Linked DNA regions of Mus musculus: region 2 is linked to region 1. The links are chromatin loops, found by intact Hi-C in ENCODE. Cell type or tissue: gastrocnemius. All regions are shown on one strand. Links, peaks and the distances in the headings refer to the core of each region. The heading gives the core; the rest is flanking DNA. Region 1 overlaps Col26a1 (collagen, type XXVI, alpha 1). Region 2 has its middle 13 kb from the start of Gm30408.

Region 1 (12,347 bases), core at 2,972-10,971:
TGGAGGGACCTCAGGGTACCGTGAAAGAGCCAGCTCCAAGATGGGGTGTGGTGTCAGGGTATGATGCCCAAAGAGAAAGCTTGAATCTGAGGAGCCTGGGGCCCACCCTGGGGCAGAGCCCAACTCCTCAGCCCAGCTTGCTTAAAACAGACTTGTGAGCGCTCAGGTAAGGGCTGTGGACCGTGACTCCTCCCCATGCCATTTTCCAGCTGCCTATTCAGTGTTCACGTGTCTCCTGTCTGGGGCAGCCTGCCTAAGAGCCACAGGGCAGAAGCCTAGAGACTGAGACTTCTAGTTTCTCAGATAAGACTACTGTGTGGTTGGGGCTGAAGAGATGGCTCAGTGGTTAAGAACACTGGCTGCTCTTCCAGAGGTCCTGAGTTCAATTCCCAGCAACTACATGGTGGCTCTCAACCATCTCTGATGCCCACTTCTGGCGTAAAGGCGTATATACAGACAGAGCTGTATGGTGCATCAAGTTGCTCAAGACACACACACACACAACCAACAGGAGTTTACTCTCTAAGTATGTTTGTTCAAATGGGAAATCCAGGAATTGTCAGTCTTGGGATTTGTCCCGTGACCAAAGGACCCAGGATCATTAAGACTCTCCCCCCCCCCCCCTCAGGCTCCCCAGGGAATCGGTGTCTGTGACGCTTCGAGTTCTAAAGTGTCCCATCCTCACACTAAATCAATAATATAGAAGAGACAAGGGTTAGACAGCGTGCCCAGCAGACTTGTGCAGGGCTGCTGGGCTGTGTAGTTGCACAGAGGTCACCAGCTAAGCTGACTACTGGACAAAGCAGAAAGAGACTGCCGTGATCTATCGCTAATTACGCTTCCCCAGCCCTCTCTGGGACTCGCATGACAGATGCAACACAACTGGAAGATCTAGAGCAGTGGCTCTTCACCTGTGCGTCACGACCCATTCGGGAGTCAAACGACCCTTTCACAGGGGCTGCCTAAGGCCATTGGAAAACAGATATTTACATGATGATTGCAAAATTGCTGTTATGAAGTAGCACTGAAAATGACTGGGGAGGGAGGGTGTCACCACAGCACAAGGAACTGTGTCAAAGGGCTCCAGCATCAGGAAGGCCGAGAACCACTGCTCTAGAGCAAGGTATGAAGGGAAAGTTGGGGGAACAGGTGGCCATTAGGGTGGACTTCCCTTTGTCCCAGGCAGCATAGGCAAGAGGCCAGCAGGGCACCTGCTCCTCTCCTTTCCTGAGTCCCACTTCACAATCCACAAGAACTGGGAGGCACCCCAAAAAGTTTCTGCGTGTGAAAGTTGCACTGGTCTCTTGATGGAGGAAAGTAAGGACCAGGTTGTGATGACATCATCAGGTCACTGACACAGAATATCTGTAGTCTGGTTTTTTGTTTTGTTTTTTTACTTTTTCTTGAGTGTGTGTGTGTGTGTGTGTGTGTGTGTGTGTGTGTGTGTGTGTGCGCGCGCGCGCGCGCGCGCGCGCGCGTGCGCATGGTCATGAGTGCAGATATGCATGCCAGAGTGTGTGAGCAAGCACAGACAACTTGATGGAAGTCGCTTTTCTCCCTCCATGTGGACCCTAGGGGGCAAATTCAGGTCTGCAGGCTTGGCAGCAAGCTCAGGGGGTAACCCAGAGCCAGCACACCAGCCCATACTCCTACTTTCTTGGACTTGTGTCCACTTGTGTCCCTGTTAAGCTCAGTCTGGGCACAGATGGATTCCCCTCTTAGGACATCAGTCATGCTGAGCCAGGAGTTCAGGGGCTCAGGCTGAAGCAGATTCAGGTTTGACGGAGGCTGGGACACCTCTGCCTCCGTTCGTGGGCTCTGTGGGCCATGGTGGCCAAGTGGAAGCATCCAGAAGGAGTCAACTAACGAGCTGGGGGCAGGGTCCCTTTGAGGAAGCCCAGAACTTAGCAGGAAGAATACCTTGGTCAATCCTTAGCGGCATGGGGTAGACACTTCCTCTGGGATCCCTCTGACTTGATGATTGTCCTGGTCCCCACCAATCTTACCTCCTCCACAGCACCACCCCTCCACACCCCACCCCTGCCACCACACACACACACACACACACACACACACACACACACACACGTCCAACAACACAACTCTGTTCTCAGTAACCAAGCAAAACTGGGGAGCAGCCTTCTTCCCCCATCCCTAACAGAGGTCCCTGTCATGCCATGCTCGCATCTACTGTGCTGAGTCACCCATCCCATGCCACCCTCAGACACACATTCCTTCCGTTAAGTTACTTCCCTTCCCCTCTGCTGCGGCAGCATCCCAGCAGTAGCCTGAGCTCTGGGAAACCCACAGGCTGGGGCAGGATTCCGAACCCTCCCTTTCTGGTGGGAAACCTGGGAGGGGGTGGCAGGGTGTCAGGAGATCCGAGGCTGAGATCCTGGTCTGACCACCCACTCACTGGGTGACCTCAGAGGAGTTAAGTACAGTCTCTGAGTCTTGGTTTCCAGGTCATATATGAGAAAGATGCACAGAACCTTCCTGGCTCAAGGATCAAAGAGAGTGGCTTAGCTGAGTGGCCCTAGCGCCAGGTGGAGAGGAATCCCAGGTAGCTGAATTGGAAAGGCATACATACCTCCCATGAAACCTCAGGCTAGCCAGGTCCCAGGGTAGAGAAAACAGCTGTTTGGCCCATTGATTGCCAGCATCAGGGGGAGTAACGGGGTTCCCAGATGTACCCCTCTGCCCTAGGACCCATCGGACTCCAAGTCTGCCACCCAGAGCAGGGGTTGTCCTGTGTTCAGCCCAGGTACACAGCGCCCTCTGATGGACACTTCAGGAACAGCTAGGGCCCACTGGGTTTTGGAATTTTTATGTTGTTGTTGTTGTTAATTGGCACACAAAAGGGCTGGAGAAATAGCTCAGCATTAAGAGCACCCAGTGGTCTTTCCGAGGACCCAGATTCGGATCCTAGCACCCACATCACAGCTCGCAACTCCAGTTCCAGGGCTTCTGATGTTCTGTTCTGACCTCACGGTGCACAGACAGACATGCAGGCCAGATACTCACATACATAAAATAAAAACAAAAGCTCCAAAAGAGTCAGTGAGCCAAGCTGTGGGTCTCATTACGGTGTTTCCATACAGTGTTTCCATACATTACTTGAAAACTTGAATCAAGGGAAAGAGTTCCAGGCACAGGCTTCCAGTATTTGCCATCTTTGAGCCCCAGTTCCACTGAGAGGAGATGGCAGGGCATGGGGTACTGAGAGCCACTGCCTCAGTTTAGTGCCAACAGATGCCAAGAGCACCGAAACAGGCCATCTATACCTTTCTTTCCTGTCCATCTACCCACCTAACGACTCCTCCACCCATCCACCCATCCATCTGTCCATCCATCCATCCATCCATCCATCCATCCATCCATCCAACCACCCATCGAACCATCCATCTGTCCATCCATTCAACCATCCATCCATCCATCCATCCATCCATCCATCCAACCCTTCATCTGTCCATCCATCCAACCCTCCATCCTTCTATCTTTCTATCTGTCCATGTGTCCATTCATGATTATTCCCCAGTGAAGGAATTTGAACACACTAAGCCACAGAAAGAGGGGACAGGGTGCACACCTCACAGTCTCTCTGTGTCAATGAAGAGGGTGGGGCTCGCTGTCATTCAGTCATAGTGACAAATGGCTACAAATGAACCAGATGGTCTGGAAAGTGCTGCCTGAGAGTCATGAAACTTCTGATGTGGAAGGAAGGACAGAGATGTACCTACCAAAGGACAGCATCCCTGCTGAAAGGCATAACTCACCATGAGCGGCAGACAACTGGTCTCAGTGACCATCAGGGGTCATGTCGTGTGTCCCTGCATACCCATGACCCTGTTCTGCTCAAACAGCAACACTGACACACACACACACACACACACACACACACACACACAAAATGTCTCGTGTAGCCCAGGCTAGCCTTGAACTCCTATATACCCTTGGCTGGCCTTGAACTCTTAAACTCTTAAGGATTTTTTTTTTTTTTTAGATTTATTTATTGATTATAGGTAAGTACACTGTAGCTGTCTTCAGACACTCCAGAAGAGGGAGTCAGATCTCTTTTTTTTTTTTTTTTTGATTTATTTATTGATTATATGTAAGTACACTGTAGCTGTCTTCAGACACTCCAGAAGAGGGAGTCAGATCTCATTACGGATGGTTGTGAGCCACCATGTGGTTGCTGGGATCTGAACTCTGGACCTTCGGAAGAGCAGTCGGGCGCTCTTACCCACTGAGCCATCTCACCAGCCCGAGTCAGATCTCTTTACGGATGGTTGTGAGCCACCATGTGGTTGCTGGGATTTGAACTCTGGACCTTCAGAAGAGCAGTCGGGTGCTCTTACCCACTGAGCCATCTCACCAGCCCGAACTCTTAAACTCTTAATCCTTCTGTCACCACCTCCCAAACACTGGACACATGGGTGTTCCCATCATGCCCAGCTTTTCTTTTACATTTTGTTAAGTTTTTAAAAAACATTTTGTCTATTTTTTTGTGTGTGAATGTGTCATAGAGGCACACACATGCCACAGCACATGTTTGAAGGTCAGAGGACAATAAGCAGGAGTCAACTCTCTCCTTCTACCGTGTGGGGTCTCAGGGATCGAACTCAGGTCATCAGTTTTGGTGACAAGCTCTTTTACTTTCTGAGCCATCTCACCAACCCATTCTTTTTACCAAGTTGTCTAAAAGTGGTCACTACATTTTCCATGTAATCTTAATTGTATTCAACTCCAGAGAGAAGGGGTGGGGAGATCCTGACTATGAGAGAAAATATGCAGCATTTGTCTTTCTGAGTCTGTTTCATTTTGCTTAACATAATGATCTCTCTGCAAATGGCATTCTTCTTGATGGCTGAATAATACTCCACTGTGTATCTGGGCCCCACTCTTATCTGTTGCCTATCCTTGTCCTGGCTGGCTAAGGCCTGACAGTCCACCCTTCCTTGGCCAGGTCCTCTTGCTGGAAGCAGCTGAGCAGCCTTCAGGTCCAGACAATGACCTGCCACCCCCGCAGAGCACCCCACCAACCTGGAACGAGGACTTCCTGCCAGACGCCATTCCCATCGCACATCCAGGGCCCCGGAGGAGAAGACCCACAGGTCCAGCTGGTGAGAAGGACCCACAGGGGAGGGATCTGGCCAGGGAGTGAGGTCAGAGTGGGCAGTGGGCGCCCGGGGCCTCTACACATAGGCTACACCCTGTCCTCCTGGGTCTAATTTGCTCATGTGGCGTGTTGAAACTTGAACTAATTACAAAAAAAGGTAAATTAAGCATAATATTAGAATTTTACATTCTTCTTTTAAAAAGTGACCGATCTAGCCAGTACTGGTAGCATACGTCTGTGATCCTAACTACCGGGGAGTCTGAACCTGGTGGGTTATAAGTTTAAGGTCCATCTGAGCCATGGAGTGAATTTAAGGCCAGCCTAAGCAACTTAGCAAAGCCATATCCTGTTTCAAAGTATAAAAGATGCTGAGAGTGTGGCTTAGTGGTAGAGCCCCTGCCTAGAATCCCCCAGGGAGGGGCTGGGGGCGTGGTTCAGTGATAGAGCCTCTGTCTGGTATGTGTGAGGACCTGTGTTCATCTCTCAGGATGGTAATAAATAAAAAGAAAAAAAGCAAGCCCTGGAAGCATGCAGCTGTTCCTAAGGCACACAGAGCCCCATAGATCCATGTTGAGCTCTGCTGTCCAACTCCTGATCCTCCTGCTTCAGCCTTTTGTGTGCTAAAATTTAGACCTGGGCCACTATCCCTGGCTTCTTTTCAAGAGCAAAAATAAGAAGACCTTTCTATAGACTCCCCTCAGAGGTCCAGGCTTTGTGGCCGGGCTGCAGAGTGCTGCTGATGTTCGTGGCCAGCACAGTTGCAGTTGTCATGCCTGCTTGTCCTGGGGTCCTTTCTGTTGCCTGATGACCCGCTCTAAACCAAAAACAGCTTAGGGAACGTAAGGGCTTTTTTCAGCTTATACATCAGTCCACTACTGAGGGATGTCAGGACAGAAACTGGAAGCAAAACCCATGGAGGAATGTTGCTTGCTGGGTCACCCACAGCCCCACACTTACCTAGTTTTCTTAAACGACCCAGAACCACCTGCCTTGGGACAGTGCCACCTCACAGTGGGCTGGGCCTTCCTACAGCAATGAACTTCAAGACAATACATCACAGACATGCCCCAGGCCAATCCTATCTAGGTGTTTTCCATAGCCGAGACTAGCTTGTCAGTTGACCCAGGGCTGTGTCTAACTGACAGAGCTAACTAACACACTTAGATAGTGCTGGCCTCAGGCTGTATACCATGGTGATGGTGATGGTGATGATGGTGGTGGTGGATGTGGGGGTGAGATGTCCTTCAAGATGGGTCACTGTCCCCACTGTGTCCCCCCTAGATATTTTGATAAATTCACAAGTTTGCATCATGTGTCCTCTACCTTATTCCCTGAAACAGGGTCTCTCACTGACCCTGGAGCTAGGCTGGAGGCTAGCAACCCCTCACGATCCCTCTTTCTCTGCCACCCCGCTCCAACAGTGCTGCATTATAAGTGCAAGCAGCCATGCCTGGCTGTACGTGTCATTCCCAACTTAAATCAAAGCATGTGAACGAACAAGTTAGAGATAGCAACTAAAACTCAGACACTTTAGGTAAGTGCCTGGAGGTCCTGGGAATATGATCTAGTCCCCTCTTTCTCCTCTCCTGATGAACCCCAGGATTCACCTCTAGAGTTCACACATATGCCCCTGATCCCAGGCCCCAAATCTCCTGTGTTACATAGTCTCAAAACTCATTGATGCTCTTGATTGGAACTTTATCAGAGAAAGTGAAGTTCCAGGCATGGCCAGCAGGTGGCAGACACACCCCGCTAATGGTGACTCCTGCGTTTTCCTGCCTCCTTGAGTGAGATTTTCCAGCAAGAGGTTCTTTAGAGACTCTCTCACAGACCAGAGTCAAATGCAATTTTAAATGCTGTGCTCCATACACGGCCCTCAGCTGACTCAGAAGTAAGACAAAGTATGTCACCCAAGCTAGCCTTGAACTTTTGATTCTTCTGCCTCAGCCTCTTCAGTGCTGGGATAACTGGGCCTGCTCCGTGGTGGCACACTCAGGCCTCCAGAATATTTCAAGAGATAGTGATTCAAGAGGGAAGGCCTGGCCCTGCAGACCCTCAGGGAAGGTTGGGCTCAGCTGCCACAACTGCAGTTCTGGACCCTGAGCAAGAAGACAGCAGGAAGAAAGGATGTTGAGAAAACAAGCTACAGTTTGACTCTGTGGCTGGCAGTGGAAGACCATGCTTCTCAGCTGCTCAGTTTACCCAAAAGGGGAAAACAAACTCAGTCATTGGGATCACAGACAGGGAAAGGCAACTTCTCAACTCTCATGACCAGTATACCCGGGTGCTGGGGGCGTGGCTCAGTGGTAGAGCCCCTGCCTAGAATCCCCCAGGGAGGGGCTGGGGGCGTGGCTCTTGGTAGAACCCCTGCCTAGAATCCCCCAGTGAGGAGCTGGGGTGTGGCTCAGTGGTAGAGCCCCTGCCTAGAATCCCCCAGTGAGGGGCTGGGGGCGTGGCTCAGTGGTAGAGCCCCTGCCTAGAATCCCCCAGGGAGGGACTGGGGGCGTGGCTCAGTGGTAGAGCCCCTGCCTATCACTCATCTGAGCACACAACCCATGTGACCAGAACTGGAGCCTCTATGGCATCTGAGTCCACAGTGTTCTCCCATAATTCTCTCCTCAGGACCTCCAGGACAGATGGGACCACCTGGACCTGCAGGACCTCCAGGTTCCAAAGGTGAACAGGGCCAGACAGGAGAGAAGGGCCCAGTGGGACCTCCAGGTAAGGAGCCCTGTCCCCTGGAGTGGAGACAGGAGTTTGCTTTGTACCTGGGCATGGGTGGCATTTTGTGTACCTTAATCTTGCTTGTTACCCCAAATTTATTACTTCCTTCTCACCTTTCTCCTCTCCCCAATCTCAGAGGTGCTGCAGGACAAGAGTCTACTGGGACCCTTGGGGTGGGGATGGCGCTGCTAAGGCCCAGGGTTTGTTCCAAGCACCTGAAACCCCATGCAGGAATCCCATGATCCCCTGCGCGCTGCAGAGCTCCAATGCCTGCTCAGGGCTGGCTCACGCTCTGTCCTTGCTCCAGAGTTAAACTACTCCCGAGTCCCAAGACATCTGGCTGGAGCCTGTGCCGATCCCACTCCTAACTCTGTCATGTCCACCCTCTGCTGTCCCTGTGCCAGAAAGAGGAAGATGTCCCACTGACCTCCCAGGAGGACTGTGGGCCCGGAGACTTGTCACTGACTGGACAAATGTCCTTGGCCACTCCTCTTCAGGGCCATAGTTCCCTTGTCTGTAACATCGCAGCCGCTGGTCTCACCTAAAGCCTCTGCTCTTCATTGTAGGTCTCTTGGGACCACCGGGGCCACGCGGGCTCCCTGGAGAGATGGGGCGCCCTGGTCCACCAGGCCCTCCTGGCCCAGCAGGAAGTCCTGGCCTCTTGCCAAACACTCCCCAAGGCGTCCTGTATTCCCTGCAGACACCAACAGACAAGGAGAGTGAGTGCTGGGTCAGGTCGGGGGTGGGTGAGCCAAACTGTCTGTTGAGGGAAACTAGCTTTCGCTAAGGATCCCAGAGAAGCTAAGAGTCGCTAATATCAGGGATCATCCAGGACAGGAGGCCTGGTCGCTCCATGGAGACCGCCTCCAAGCCTGCTCTTGGCCCCAGGCTTAGCTCACCAGGTCTGATGGTTCCCGGCTCCGCCTGCAGCTGGCGAGGCTCCCCCACCAGGAGCACCCCTGAAACATTTTCTTCCCTGTGGTCTCTCACTGTAAGATACTAACAGGTGTTTACTGACACAAAAGTGGCAGAGACCTGCTTGTTCTCAGGGACCACAGTGTGACCTGTGTGAGTCGCAGACCACATAAAACACCTGCTTTGTGGGGGCGCAGAGCATGGGGTCAGAGACTCTGGGTCTCAGGGACCAGAGGGAGGCAGAGGAGAGCAGTTGAAGGAGGAGCAGGTCTGGCTAAGTGCTTAACCCTGATCTTAACCTCACCTTAACCCTAGCCCTGGGGTGATTTAAAAACCTTGGAGGAGCTGGGCTTGGGAGGCTGACACAGTAGACTCAGTGCTAGCTTTAAGTTAGTCTGGGATATCCAGCAAACTCAAGACCTGTCTCAGCTACACAAGGAAACCCTGTCTCAAGAGGGAAAAAAAAAAGCATATTAAAAAAAAAAAAAAGTAGGTCTGGGGCACATGGCTCAGTGGTAGAGGCCCTGCCTAGAGTCCCACAGTGAGAGCCTGGGGGCGTGGTTCAGTGGTAGAGGCCCTGCCGAGAATCCCCCAGGGAGGGGCTGGGGGCGTGGCTCAGTGGTAGAGGCCCTGCCTAGAGTCCCACAGTGAGAGCCTGGGGGCGTGGCTCAGTGGTAGAGCCCCTGCCGAGAATCCCCCAGGGAGGGGCTGGGGGCGTGGCTCAGTGGTAGAGCCCCTGCCTAGAATTCCCCAGGGAGGAGCTGGGGGCGTGACTCAGTGGTAGAATACTTACATAGTACATAGTACATTATGAGCCTTGGGGTTCAATCTCCAATACCTCAAAAATAAATTGCATCAAAAAAGAAGAGTACACTAAAGTAAATTTGTTGTATTTATTTATTGATAGGGACATGCCAGAGTTTAGGTGTAGAGGTCAGAGTGGGAGTGTTTTCTCCTTCTACCATGTGGGTTCTGGGGATCAAACTCTAGTCATCAGCCTTGGTAGCAAGTGCCTTTACCCTCTGAGCCATCTTGCCAGCCCCCAAAAATAAAATCTTGAAGAAGAGGATGGGTTGGTGACATGATTGACAGTATGGGTCTGTTGTTATGGAAACAGGGTTGAGGAGACTCCTGTTCAGCACCCCATATACATAACACAAACCTCCCTGGGCACTGGTTTCTGAATCCTGGCCTCAGTCTCCCCAGCTGTAAAGCTGGGTGGCCATACTTCCTAAGGGAGCCACTCTGGAGATTTACGCATAGTTTCTGAGCGCTTGCAGTAAGAGGGGGCTTGTCCCAAGGCATGATGGGAATCTCGGTGCACTCAAAGGGTGCCTGGCGGGGCAGGAAGCCCATTCTGACTTGGTCTGTAGCCTAGGTTCCCTTGAAGAAATGTTCCTAGTTAGGGAGAAGGCATATGATGCTGAAGAGTGGGCAGTGACCTTAATGACCACTGAAATAAATATATCCCTAAGCCACCAGGAGTCCAATGGAGGAGCCCTCACCCCATGTCCATGCATTCGGGTACGCAGGTGTGTGCGTGTCTGTGTGTGCATGCGTGCGTGAGTGTGTGCACATGTGTGAGTGTGTGTGCATGTGTATATGCGTGCATGAGTGTGTGTGCACATGCGTGAGTGTGTGTACATGTGTGTGTATGCGCGCGTGTGCGTGTGCGTGCATGAGTGTGCACGTGAGTGTGTGCATGTGTGTATATGTGTGTGTGTTTGTGTGTGTGCACATGCATGAGTGTGTGCACATGCATGAGTGTGTGTGCAAGCGTGTGTGCGTGCATGCGTGAGTGCATGTGTGTATATGCATGTGCGTGTGTATGTGTGTGTGTGTTCGTGTGTGCGTGTGTGTAAAGGCCAAAGGTTGACATTGAGTGTCTTCCACCGTTGCCCTCCACCTTATTATTTGAGACAGGGTCTCCTGCTGACTCTAGAGCTTGCTGATTGCTGACTGGGAACCCAGCAAGTCTGGTGTTTCCGTGCCCCAGTGTTGGGGTTACAGGCAAGCACTACCACTCCCAGCTTTTATGGTGGTGCTGGGGTTTTGAACTTAGACCTTCACGCTTGTGTGACAAGTTCTTTAACCGCCGATCCACTTCCCCATCCCTTACTCTGAATTCTGAGCAGTAAATGTGTCCATTTGCACACAGGGTGGGGATGCTGGACTCTCAGACTCAGCATCCAGGTTGGCTACCCCCACCCCGCCTGACTACTGATCATTTGACTCTCTCTGCAGATGGAGACTCCCAGCTGAACCCTGCTGTTGTAGACACAGTGCTGACTGGCATCCCAGGTCCCCGGGGTCCCCCAGGCCCCCCTGGTGAGTAGATTAAGGATTCCTTTTTGGGTTTGTCCTGAGTACAAAGGTCTTTTTTTTTCCTACATTTTTTTTTTAAAGACAGGGTATCATTTAGCCCAGGCTGGCCTTCAACTTACTATGTAGCCAAGGATAGCCTTCGACTTCCTGTCCTCCTGCCTCCAGATCCCACGTGCTAAGATTACAGATGTGCCCCCAGGACACCTAGCTTATTCAGTGCTAGGAATCCAACCCAGTTAAGCACTCTACTGTCTTCATCCTTAGCCCTGAGCCCAGGTCCTGAGGTAACTAAAGTCCAATTGGGCAGTCTATAGTCTACAGATGGACCTGGGGCCTGAGGTAAACCCCCATCCCCACCCTGACACAACTGGACACATCAAATCTGAGCAAGTCTACTAGAACAAGACAGATGCCTGAATAAGTTGTCCCAGGCTGTCCTTGTGGGGGCCACAATGAGAGGTGCACCAGGAACCATGCAAACCCAGACCAGGGCCAGGCTGGGCAACAGAGGGGACTCAGGACCTTGGAGGAGGTTACAGCTCATGTGTACAGTGGGCAGCAAAACTGAGATCCCTATAGGAAAAGAGAGACTGGGGATTTCCCATCCCTCACAGACCTTCTGTGTACACAGATGCACACGCCATGCCCCAAGAGCCCCATAAATGAACAGATTAGAAATGCATATAGGCAGCTCTGTGCTGCTCACCTCTGTCCTGGGGACAGGGGCCATGGCTCAGTGAGGATGTGGGGTGTGCCTCAGTGATAGAGCCCCTGCCTAGAACCTCCCAGTGAGGGGCTGGGGGCGTGGCTCAGTGGTAGAGCCCCTGCCTAGAACCTCCCAGTGAGGGGCTGGGGGCGTGGCTCAGTGGTAGAGCCCCTGCTTAGAATCCTCCAATGAGGTGCTTGGGGCGTGGCTCAGTGGTAGAGCCCCTGCCTAGAATCCCCCAGGGAGGGGCTGGGGGCGTGGCTCAGTGGTAGAGTCATTGCTTAGCATGCACAAGGACCTGGGTTTCCTCTCCACTCTTCTGTAGAATGGAAAAAAGCAAAGGTGAGAGGCAGCTTTGGAAAGGAGATAAGTGGGGTTCACATAGAAGGTTATATTTGAGAGAGGTGAGGCAGCAGATTCTTGGGGTGCTGAGGACTTCCAGGTGACATGCCACATCTCTGGCTTGCTTGGGACACAGAGAAGGTGTTTGTTTTGTAATTAGACTGTGGCCTGGTGTGTCTTCTCCTGAGGTGGCTGCCTGGGCACACTCTAGTGAAG
Region 2 (12,347 bases), core at 2,283-10,282, 500 kb after region 1:
GGAGAGCCCCAGGGATCTATCTGCCTGTGTCCATCTCCCTAGCCCTGAGATTACAGACTCACCTCTGGGGCTGGTGAGATGGCTCAGTGGGTAAGAGCACCCGACTGCTCTTCCGAAGGTCTGGAGTTCAAATCCCAGCAACCACATGGTGGCTCACAACAAACCCACCTCTGTACCTGGCTTTTTTCTTTCTTTTTTTTTTTAAGATTTATTTATTATTATATGTAAGTACACTGTAGCTGTCTTCAGACACTCCAGAAGAGGGAGTCTGATCTCGTTACGGATGGTTGTGAGCCACCATGTGGTTGCTGGGATTTGAACTCATGACCTTCAGGAAGAGCAGGCGGCGCTCTTAACCACTGAGCCATCTCTCCAGCCCAGCTTTTTTCTTTTTTTAGATTCTATACATGTAGGTGTTTTGCCTTTGTCTATATACCATGTGCATGCCAGGTGCTCAAGGTGGCCATAAGAGGGCATTGGAACTGAAGTTACAGATGGTTGTGGGTCACCATGTGAGTGCTGGGAATTGAACCTGGGTTCTCCGGAAGAGCAGTCAGTGCTATTAACCAGTGAGCTCTTGCCCGAGCCCCACAGCTGGCTTTAAATGTGTGTGTGTGTGTGTGTGTGTGTGTGTGTGTGTGTGTGTGTGTGTGTGTGTGTGTGTATGGGTTTTGGGATGGTAAGCACTTTACCAACTGAGTACCTACTTACAGTCAGTTTAACTAGTTTGTTTGCTTGCTTGCTTGCTTGCTTGCTTGCTTGAAGGCAGGTGCCCCAGGCTAGTATGAAACTTGCTATATAGGTGAGGACACTTGATCCTCCTGCCTACACCTCCCAAGTGCTAGGCTTCTTGTCTCCTGGCATGTGCTGCGATACCCAACTTTGCATGTGTTTTTGTAGAGCTGTTTTATAAACTGCCAACTTGGGAGGCAAAAGTGGATAGAAAGGTTCCAGGCTGCAGCTGGGAGACTCACCCACTGTAGGCACGTTGCCAGCTCTCCAGGAATAGGCTTTATACTGCCTTCTCTAAGGATAAGTGGGTCTGAATCAAATTAGAGGCTTTAATGCAGTGGTTCTCAGCCCCCCTGGAGGTCGCATATCAGATAACCTGCATATCAGATACATCATATTCGGGACAGTAGCAATATTACAGTTATGAGGTGACAATGAAATCATGTTATGGTTGGGGGTCACCACAACATGAGGATCTGTATTAAAGGGTCGCAGCATAAGAAAGGTTAAGAACCATTAAGGCTTAATAAGATGCTCTGAGAAAGTACAGTTACAGATAGATATACAGGGAGGGAGTGTGGAGTAGGGCAGTATATACAAGAGAACTGTCTGTATGCATTCTGTCCACTGCATTTGACAGAACATCTCAGGGGCTGGCCAGCACTGGTGAGAGGACAAAACCCATTGGTCCCATGGTTCACCATGGTTCCCATAAGGTGGCAGAGAGCTGGGTCTGCCATTACTAAGCCATTCTAGGAGCATGTAGGGCCAGAAATGGTGGGGCTACAGGTGTGGCTCAGCAGCAGAGCACTTCCTCAGGATTCTCCAGTGAGGGACCACAGGCTCAGTGGTAGAGCCCCTGCCTAGAATCCCCCAGTGAGGCTGGGGCAGGACTCAGTAGTTGAGAGTTTGTTTAGCATATTTGAGGCCCTACATTCAATTCCCAGGACTGCCAGCCTAAGATGCAATAGAAGACAGCAATGACTAAGGCTTTGTCTGAACCACTGCTAGATAGCTACAAAGAGTTGGCCAGGACACATAGGGCCAAGAAGCAGAGGCTGGTACTGGAGAAAGCAGATACCAGGAGGAAAGAGAAGCAAGTTCAAGTTCAGACCTTCTAAGACTGAGATACATGTTAAATACCAAACTGAAGGCCACTATGAGTCTGAGGTCAGCTGAGTAAGACCCTGTCTCAGAGACAGACAAATGGACAAGGGAGCTATACAACAGATAACCCCAGGCATATAGATAAGGTCTATGATAACCAGCAGTGATAAGAAAGAAAGAGTGTGTGAGACCTTTGCCCGAGTAGCACTCAGAACTTAGCCGAGAGCAACAGCAACCAGGCCTCCTGGGGAGCGGCTGGCAGAGTTGAGTACCTGGTGCTCACTGCTGATGCAAGATGCTGATGCAACTTAGCCATAGACAGGGCTTGTGAGTGGTAAGGTAGTGTACAGCAGAGTCCAGTTGGTGATCTTAAGGAGATAGGCATTGGAGAGTAGACAGGTCCCTTTAGTGGGACCAATGGGGGCGATTTGTTAAGGGCATTTAACAAGCACACTGGGGCATTTGCAGGCAAAATAACTTGGTAGGCATTCCTCAGTGTTCATGAGGCCTTGTAGATTCAAGGTAAAGGCGACCACAATGTGCATTGATTAGCTACCCCACCCCCACCCCACCCCTACCTGGCCTGCAGGAAGCTAATTTAACACAGCAGAGTCCCCTGCCATCAGAATAGCCATGACTACAGCACTATGCCTCTCTGATCCTACTGTGATAACGTTCTTGCACTTGACCAATCTGCAGCCTCCTTGTGTCTTGATTCTATTCCCCATTTTTATTTTTATTTTTATTTTGTGGCGCTAGAGATGGAGCCATGAGCCTTGTGGGTGCTAGGCAAGTCACATCCCTAACCTCTCGCTAAGGGCTTCTACACAAGTGTCCTATGGCCGAGCTACAACTCCAGCTCTCCGTCAGTGGGGAATTCCAGGTCACAGGCTCTATCACTGAGCCACACCCCCAGGCCCCCAATGGATTAGGGGTTGGGAGAAAGATTCTAAGCAAACACTGACTGCTCTAGCCGTGCTATAGCCTTGGTTAGCCCTTGTTTTATTTGAGACAGGGTCTCACTGTGTAGCCCTGGCTGGCCAGGACCTCGCAACCCTGCTACACTATGATTACAAGTGTGATATATCACACTCAACCCTTCATGCCTCTGCTTTATATCAGAGTCTGGCCTCCTTAGGTCCCAGCCTTGATAGTATTCCTCTTTCTTTACCTCTGTGAAATGTACATCCTTAGGAAGCCCTTCCAGATTCTTCCAGGAGACGAGGTTCCACAGACCCTTGTAGGGGGTAGGAAGTCAGCCTTCCCCCCCCCCAACCCACCCCCCCGACAGGCCCTCATCACACTCTACCCAGTATACTCCTTGCTTCCCAGCACCTTCTTGCTCAGGAATGCTACCCACCACTGGACACCAACTCTCTCCTGTCACTGCAGATGTGCAAAGCTCTTCTTCTACATTCTGGCTGGTCTGAGCTCCCTGTGTGAACCAAACCATACCCTTGCCAACAGCTCTCCAGCCCTCAGCTCAAGACACCACGCCCTCTCTTTATTCATGGGCTGTCCCCCTACCACTGGGCCTGAACATACTCCCTCCAAGAGTTCACACCTCACCTACCATTCTTGAGTCTTTGCCTTTCCCCGCCACACTGCCTTCAGCCACCCTAAGCCAGGGTCTCTCCAGCCTCCATGTGTAATCTCAGATCCCCAGATCCAAGGACTCCCTAGCCAATCACAGGTGCTTCACCCTTCACGAGCCATGCTGAGCTGCTGCCCACACCTTCCCCATGTGAGGGTTCCAGCTTCATATACTTCCTCTCCTGAGGTCAAACGCCCCTCCTACTGTCGCCCTGAAGTTGACCTGCCCAAGTCAGAGAGTTTGCCCAAGGTCATGAACTCCCTAGAGAGAAAGCCTAGAATTCCAGCTCAGGACCTTCCCTTCCTGACACATGGCCAAAGCACGTTGGTATACATGCCCCTGCCTCCAACCAACAAGGCAGGCTCAGCCATCATTCTCTCTAAGTAAGATCCAGCAGGGTGCTGTACAAGTTACTTTCCTCATTGCTACAACAAAATACCAGACAAAAGGAACTTAAGGGAGGAGTGTATTTGGGCTCAGAGTCTAATCCTTCATAGCAGAGGAGACATGGCGTCAGAGAGAGATGAGTGTTGGCGCTCAGCTCATTTTCTCCTTTTCATGCAGAGTGAGACACCAGGCCATGGGATGGCACTGCCCACATTCAGGGTGGGTCTTCCCTCTTCGGTCAACACGGTCTAGAAACCCCCTCACAGATACACCTGGGGGAGGTTTCCTAGATGAGTCTAGACCCTGTCAAGTTTGATGTATGTTATTCTCATCACAGGTGTCAGGCTTCTCCTCCCTGTGTGGAGTGACAGGTGGCAACACAGAGTACCCTAGACCCTGTCCCTTCGGACTCACCCCACAAGCTCCCTGCCCTGCTCTGCCAGCCTCCTGTTCAGCACGCCTGGTCCAACCACTCAGCATCCCCCAAAGCCATGTCTTCAGGGACTGCCCCCACCCCACCCCACCCCCAGACCTTCATCCCTAACCAAGAACCCGTCACTGCTGCCACACTATCAGGGAACATTTTCAGCCACAGTGGCAAGATCTCAGGCCAGCCCAACACATTGTTCACTGGCGAGCAGGCCCTGCCTCCAGCTGACCCGGGCCAGCCTAAGGCCTGAGTGTCTGCTCTTGGGGCGCTTTATATGTGGCCAGCATGTCTCTGCTCCTCACAAGGACCTGCCTTCCTCCCACTCCCAGCAACCCTCTTGACTCGCCACACCTCTTCTGTGTCCATGGGCACCTCTGGAAGTCTTGAGTCATTCCCATGCTGAAATGGCCACAGACTGGTGACAAATAAGACAAGTGGGCCAAAGTGTCTCATCCACACCCTAGGCAGCAGGGTTCCCTGGGTCCCTGGTAATCCCGTGATAATTTGCACACTTGTAGGAACCCACGGTCGCTCAGGGTGGGTAGCGGTTGTTTCAGTATAAGTTCCCTCAGCCCCATGCCCCTAGCCCAGGGCACAGGTCCTTTGGTATGGGACCAGTTGGTGGATATTCAGAAACTGAGCCAATCCCTTCCTTCCACCTGTCTGTCTTTCACTCTGTAAATGATACCCAGAGCCCTGTTGGCTTTCAGTGGCTGTCTTCTCCCTCTGTCTTGATGCTTCTGTCTATCCGCTCTCTTAAATTTGCACCATTCAGTGAGGAGGTAGATTCTACAGTGCTTCCACTGGCCTGGGTCAAAGGATTATGCACCAGGCCAGCAGGCCATGACATTGGTCCCTCTCCCGACGAGGGTCACCAACGCCTAAACTTAGTCTTGCCCTCCAGCCTGTCACCTCCTTACTTCCATCAATCCCACCTAACCTTGTAGCCCAATAGAATGACAGCCATTCAGAGTCTGAGCAGTGGGGAGCGTGTGGGAACAGGCCCAGAGTGTCCTGTAAAGCCTGTGCCATCCGTCTCTCCCCATGGGTCAGACCATCAGGGTGCAGAAGGGGGTGCTCACTGGGGTAACAGTGAGCCACCCTCAGCCCAGGGCCCAGAGCCCAGCCCGCATGCTCACACACTCCTGCTTGCCAGACGAAGCACTAAAGCTAACCAGAACTTAAACAGTTTCCTGTCAGGACAGGAGCCTTGGGACGTCTGAGAGTACACTGCCCCCTGGTGGTCATGGGCGGGACTTAGAATAAAATTTATTGTCAGGGCTTTGTTTCATTCATTTATTCACTTGTTTAATATGTATAAGTGTTTTACCTCCATGTGTATGTGCACCACATGTGTGCCTGGTGCCTGCAGAGGTCAGATAAGGGTGTCGGGTCCCCTGGAACTAGAGTTACAGATGCCACCATGTGGATGCTAGAAACTGAACCTAGGCCATCTTGCAAGGACTCTTAAAGACTTAGCCCATCTCTCCAGCACCCTCCTGTAACAGGTTTTGCAAATGAAAGACAGAAAAAGTGATGCACCTGCCAAAAAGTGGAGGTACAAAGAACACTCAGTGGAATCCCCAATTGAGGGGCTGGGGGCGTGGCTCAGTGGTAGAGCTCCTGCCTAGAATCCCCCAGGGAGGGGCTGGGGGCGTGGTTCAGTGGTAGAGCCCCTGCCTAGAATCCCCCAGTGAGGGGCTGGGGGCGTGGCTCAGTGGTAGAGCCCCTGCCTAGAATCCCCCAGTGAGGGGCTGGGGGCGTGGCTCAGCAGTACAGAGTTTTTCCAGCATGTTAAATGTTCAAGGCCTTGGGTTCTATCTGTAGCATCAAGAGGAGAGGGAGTAAAGATCAGTAGGTGCTTTCTTGCTAAAACCCTGCTCTTAGGAGAAAGAACAGGGTTACAGGTCAGGGGACATTGGGTGGCCAACCCACTATCACACTACCTTTGTCTTCACCATTGCATCTGAGGTTGATGCAGTGGAGACTACAACATGCGTGTGGGGCGTTCTCAAGTTGGGACAGCTCCCTGCCTGGCCCAATGTACCTCATCCCCTCCTTCCTCCGAGTATCCTGGGGCGCCAGGCTGTGGGGCAGTGCGGGTGTGGAGGAAGCAATCAGAGCCCTCGGGCATTCATGCTTTCAAACTTGGGTTTGTCTGCAAGGTACCTAGGATCCCTGTGTCCCTGGACTCCTCTGATGGCCGCATCTTCCTTTCACCACAGGGCGCTGTGCGGAGCTGCAGATCCACCTCACTGAGGCCACAGCCAAGGCTGTTGAGCAGAAGGAGCTGATCGCTCGCTTGGAGCAGGACCTCAGCACCATCCAGTCCATCCAACGGCCTGATGCCGAGGTGAGCCTCCCGCCTGGCCTGCTCACTGCGCACCCACTCTCACCCCCGTGTGTGTCGCGGAACCCAGAAGTACTGACTTTCCAAGTCTGCAGCCATCTCCCTGGCCTCCCCACGGGGTTTTATTGCCCCGTGCAGGCCACCTTTTTTCCAACCTCACGGCTGATGCCACATGGTTTACTCTGACTAGTAGACAGCACCGTGAGGTCGGCACTAGCTTGTGTCCAGGCACTAAAAGTTCTGGTCAGAGGCAAAGCAAGGTCACACGGGCCCAGCTGCATAGCTGATGGACCCTTGTCCTGTGAACACTGGCACCTAAAGGGGCCACTTGTCCTTTTGATTTTTGAGGCTTTTTTTTTTTAACATATGGCTATTGCCTGCATGTATGTCTGCACTATGTGCATGCAGAGTCCAGAAAAGGGCATCGGATCCCCGGGAACTAGAGTCTGGGACATTTCTGAGCTGCCCATGTGTGGATGCTGGGAATTGAGTCTGGGGCCTCTAGAAGAGCAGCCCCTTAACATCCTAGCCATCTCTTCAGCCCCTCATTTTAATTTTATTAAATTAAATGTATTCATTCATTCACTTGTTCATTTATTCATTCATTCATTCATTCATTCATTCCTATATGTGTATGAGAGAGAGACAGAGACAGAGTAACCTATCAGGGCTCTTGTGGAGGCCAGAGGACAACTGGCAGGAGTGAGTTCTCTCCTTCCACCGTGTGGTTCTAGAGACTGACTTACCTGCTGAGCCACCTCGCTGGCCTGCCACCTGTCCTATGAGGGATGAAAAACCATGCTGGAGAGGGAAGCCGGAAGACCCTAGGTCACAGTAGTAAAGCCTTACACACCAGGGCAGTGTGTGGCCAGGGGGGAAGCAGGCTGCCGGACCCCGGCCGCCAGAGCTGCAGTGGGCCCTGTGCACACGCTGTGTCTGGTCCAGGCCAGCAGACTCACGAGCTCCAGCTCCCACAGTGACACTGCCCACCCTGGAAAGTCCCCCACCGTGCTGCAAATAAGGCTTATCTTTTCCTTTTTACCCTGCAGGGAGCTTCCGAGCAAGGCCTAGAGAAGATTCCAGAACCCATCAAGGAAGCTACAGCTCTGTTCTATGGTGAGGAAGGCCTGGCCAAATAACACTCACCCAAGGAGTTAGGGGCCAAGGAAAGCCCTTGGAGCCTGTTAGGAACTCAGATTCCCAAAGTTTATGTTCTCCCTCCAAGCAAGAAGGGGCCTGTCCCAGCAATGCAGCCTCTGTCTCTATGGCTTGCCAGTGACCTCAGGAAAGGGTGCTGTGGGCTGCTCCTAGCTCCCCAGAGCCTTCAGCGTGCCCGTGTTTCTCTGGCATTCCACCCCCACCACTGTCACCATCTCCACTGCTGCATTTGGAGCTATTGTAGGACATCACAGATCTTAGATGGGGCACCCCCACCGCAGCTCACCAGACATGATGCAAGGTCCCATTTAGCTCAAGTCATGGGAAGGAAATGTTGGGACCTGGCTCTCTGTCAGTACAGATGGGGGCAGGGTACCACCATGACACCCAAGCCGTTTCCTGCGATCTCCTAGGACCCTCAATGTCATCCAGTGGGACCCTTCCAGAAGGCCAGGTGGACTCCCTGCTTTCCATCATCTCCAGCCAAAGGGAACGTTTCCGCACCCGGAACCAAGAGCTGGAAGCCGTGAGTCCCACCCTACTTCCTGTTCCCCGTAGGCTTCAAATCTGAGGACACAAATGTAGAAAGACATAGGCTTGGGGAAAACAACAGATACTGAACTGGCAATAGGATTAGATGTACTCCATGCAGTTGAGACTTCCTGGAGGAGGCTGTGCCACTTTGGGCTTTAAGAAGTATTCACGAACTCAAAGTAAAGAACACTGGGGATTTTTTTCAGGGTTGGAAGAAGGAGATATAGAACACAAGACCCAAGGGTGGGCACCAGACTGCCTGGAATACCCACAGATGCTATGAGCAGGAGTGCAGTAGAGTGTACCTGGGCCACTCAGGCACAAAGCCACCGGGTTCAACCATCCACAGAGGAAATCTGCAGCACGTTGGAAAATGGGAAAAAAGAATGGATGGGAGAGAGTATGGCTGACCCCAATAAGAAAGGATTTTATGCCAGGACTGGTGGCACAGGTCTATAATCCCATTTTCTGAAGAGGCTGAAACAGAATATCTTAAATTCAAAGCCAGCCTGGGCAATTTAGAAAGACCCTGTTTCAAGAAAAGAAAAGGCTGAAGATATAAGTCAGTGGTAGGGCTGGGATGTGCCTCAACAGAATAGCCCCTGCCTAGAATCCCCCAGGGAGGGGCTGGGGATGTGGCTCAGTGGTAGAGCCCCTGCCTAGAATCAACCAGTGAGGGGCTGGGGGCGTGGCTCAGCAGTAGAGCCCCTGCCTAGAATCCCCCAATGAGGGGGCTGGGGGCGTGGCTCAGTGGTAGAGCCCCAGCCTAGATTCCCCCAGTGAGGGGCTGGGGGCGTGGCTCAGTGGTAGAGCTCCTGCCTAGAATCCCCCAATGAGGGGCTGGGGGCGTGGCTCAGTGGTAGAGCCCCTGCCTAGAATCCCCCAGGGAGGGGCTGGGGGCGTGGCTCAGTGGTAGAGCCCCGCCTAGAATCCCCCAGGGAGGGGCTGGGGGCGTGGCTCAGTGGTAGAGCCCCTGCCTAGAATCCCCCAGGGAGGGGCTGGGGGCGTGGCTCAGTGGTAGAGCACCTGCCTAGAATCCCCCAGGGAGGGGCTGGGGGCGTGGCTCAGTGGTAGAGCACCTGCCTAGAATCCCCCAGGGAGGGGCTGGGGGCGTGGCTCAGTGGTAGAGCACCTGCCTGGCATAATATAAGGCCTTAGGTTCCATCCCCAGGACTAAAAGCAAAAAAGATGGGGTGTAGAGGAGGAGAGGTTTGGGAGGGGAGGTCATGGTTTCAGACCTTTCGATATGTTCTGGGTTAGCATGGTTGCCTTGGGCTGTGGCCAGGCAGCATATCATGGAGACGCATATGATAAAGGCAAGCTGCTTATTTTATGGCTGCCAGTAAGCAATGAAATAGGAAGGGTTGGAGTCTCCGTATTCTCTCCAGGTGCACACCTCCAATCGCATAGCTTGTTCCCATGAGGCCCCGCCTTCTCAAGGTTCTCCCCTCTCAATACCCCCCTAGACTGGAGAATAAGCCTTCAGCACACAATCTCTGAAAGGCATAAGGATCCAAAACATAAGGCTGGAGAGGTGGCTCAGAGGTTGAGAGTACTTACTGCTCTTGAGGAGGAGCCAGGTTCATTTCCCAGTTGCCTGGCAATCCACAACTGTCTGTAACTTCATCCCCAGGGGAATCTGATACCCTGTTCTGGCCTCTGTGTGAGCCATATACTCATACACATAAAATAAAAGTAAATCTTCTTAAAATGCCATTTTAAATGACCCAAACATAACAAATAGAAAATTCAAATATGAAGAAATTGACTTTCCTGCAAAAAGACTTTCTAGCTGGGGCATCTGTGAGGAGAGTCAGCACTTCAGGCCCATGAGAGGCTGGGGAGATGCTCAGCGGGTAAAGTGTTCACTGTGCAAACATGAGGACCTAAGTTCAATCCCCAGAACCCATCTCTAGCATCCACAGACACACACACACTTTTACATGCAAATATTCACACACCAAGACACAGAAAAGGCCCCAGGCAAATGAAGCCCTCACATCTCACCTTTGTCCATCTTTGCCCTGCCCCCATTCCCAGGAGAGCCGCATGGCCCAGCACACCATCCAGGCCCTGCAGAGCGAGCTGGACAGCCTGCGCGCTGACAACATCAAACTCTTTGAGAAGATCAAGTTCCTGCAGAGTTACCCTGGCAGAGTGAGTCCCCCACCCCCACCCCACACGTGCTCCTCTTCTTCCCAGAGAAACTATGGATGGCGTGTGGGGCAAGATCAGGGAGCGTTAAGCAGTAATCCACTGGGTGGTCAGCACCAGGGGGACCCCCAAAGATACACACCTCCCTTCCCACCTGTCAGCTGTCTGCTCCGTGCATAGTACCTGAAGATGGTGGAAGGCAGACATGGGAGGCTCACTAATTGGAGTCCAGCCTAGACTTCCTAATGAGACTCTGTCTAAAAAACGGATTACAATCGTTGGAGAGACACTATTTTCTGACTTCTGTGGGCACTGCACACGTGTGGCACACACACATACATGTAGGCAAACCACACATACACACAAAAACTACATTTTAGAAAAAAACAAAAAATATAAAGACCATCTATAATGCACACCCCAAAAACAATGAACAGAAAAGGCTAGAAGCCTGTTTGTTGTGGTGGCTTTTTCGAGGCCCCAGGCCTCCCAGGCAGGGTCCACCATGCACACAGAAACCCCTTCCGCAGCTCAGGGAAGGCAGAAGGTAGGAAAAGAGCTGGGGGAGATGGCTCCAGGGGTGAGATGCTTGCCATGCAAACCTGTGGACTAGAGTTCAGATCCCTGGCTCCCACGTAAATGGCAGCTAGGCGTGGCAGCCTGCCTGTAAGTCCAGAATTCCGAAGGCAGAGGGGCAAGCTTTAGCTCGGCTAGCTGTAAAGACAAGCTGTAGTTCGAGCGAGAGCTCTTGCCTCAGTGAATAAGTGGAGTATAATCGAGGAAGACTCCTGACCTCAGGGCCTCCGTGCTTGCACATGTACGCGTGCATACGTGTGCACGCGCGCATGTACACAGAGACACAGAAAAGAAAAGAAACTGAGGGAGAGAGGAAGCTGGGATGTCTGTGGCCTTAATAAGACCCATTCCCACCCAAATGAAGCAACAGCCCTCTTTAGGCCACTAGAGGGCACCCGGGTTCCGCAAACCAGAGCCTCCAGGGGCTGTTAGGAAAAGCGCCTCCTGGCTACCTCAGGCCCTTTCCGCGTAGCTAGCTCAGCGGCACTCACCTGTGGCCCTAACTTCTTGGGAGGCCGAGACAAGAGGATCACTAAAGGCCGGAAGTTCAAGGTTCCCGAAAACACACATACACAAAACTGCCCCTCCCACTGGGAACTGTGACTTGTACATTCCAGCCTTTCTAAGATTTAGCTCCCCAGTGGAACTGTGACCCGCCTCCCCACCCTCGTCCCCTTCCCCCCTACACATACCCACACACGCGCGCACACACACACACACACACACCCTGGCCCGTGCCACAACATGCTGGTCCTATTAGCACTGGCGCCCTGCCGCCCTCCCCTCCAGTTCTAATCCTGTCCTCCCTGGAGCCCAGACTCCCAAACCCCTGATGACTGACTGCGTGTACCCTCTTTCTCCATGCAGGGTATCGGCAGTGACGACACGGAGCTGCGATACTCCTCCCAATACGAGGAACGCCTGGACCCTTTCTCCTCCTTCAGCAAGAGGGTGAGTAGGAACTCTGGGGCTGAGAATGTAGCTCCGGGGTACAGTGCTGCCTAGAGTCCTCCATGAGGGTCTGTGGGCCTGACCCAGCCATAGAGCTATAAAACAATGTCCTTTGCTCCCTGTGTCCTGCCTTCTCATGCACACTCTCCCGAACTGCTGGGCCACCTCTGAACCCCTCAGGTGTAATGTAAACTGTGGGCCAGTGAACAGCAACAGTTCTTTTTTTTTTTCCCATATTTATTTATTTTTTATTAGGTATCTTCCTCATTTACATTTCCAATGCTATCCCAAAAGTCCCCCATACCCACCCACCCCCACTCCCCTACCCACCCACTCCCCCTTTTTGGCCCTGGCGTTCCCCTGTACTGGGGCAT

The links. Hi-C counts contacts between places; a loop is a spot of excess contacts. Peaks named below come from ENCODE experiments on the same cell type or tissue, not always from the same donor. Only the 100,000 strongest peaks of a DNase experiment are listed, where the experiment ranks them.
Region 2: a loop joins it to region 1, with 10 times the contacts of the local background. A loop is called at or near these places in 16 of 42 quality-filtered maps.

The regions. Positions count from the first base shown.
Region 1 is chr5:136,750,408-136,762,754 of GRCm38, reverse strand. It overlaps Col26a1 (collagen, type XXVI, alpha 1), which reads left to right. Exons shown (of 13, transcript NM_001346699.1): 5 at 4,967-5,123; 6 at 7,742-7,840; 7 at 8,410-8,562; 8 at 11,003-11,086. Among named protein-coding and RNA genes, the nearest start is that of Myl10, 63 kb to the right of the region's middle. In gastrocnemius, for the core only: a CTCF peak has its summit at 6,859 (motif pointing right); DNase peaks (open chromatin) are centred at 6,847, 8,465 and 9,408.
Region 2 is chr5:136,252,169-136,264,515 of GRCm38, reverse strand. It overlaps a transcript of Cux1 not described here. Among named protein-coding and RNA genes, the nearest start is that of Gm30408, 13 kb to the right of the region's middle. In gastrocnemius, for the core only: a CTCF peak has its summit at 5,496 (motif pointing left); a DNase peak (open chromatin) is centred at 5,440.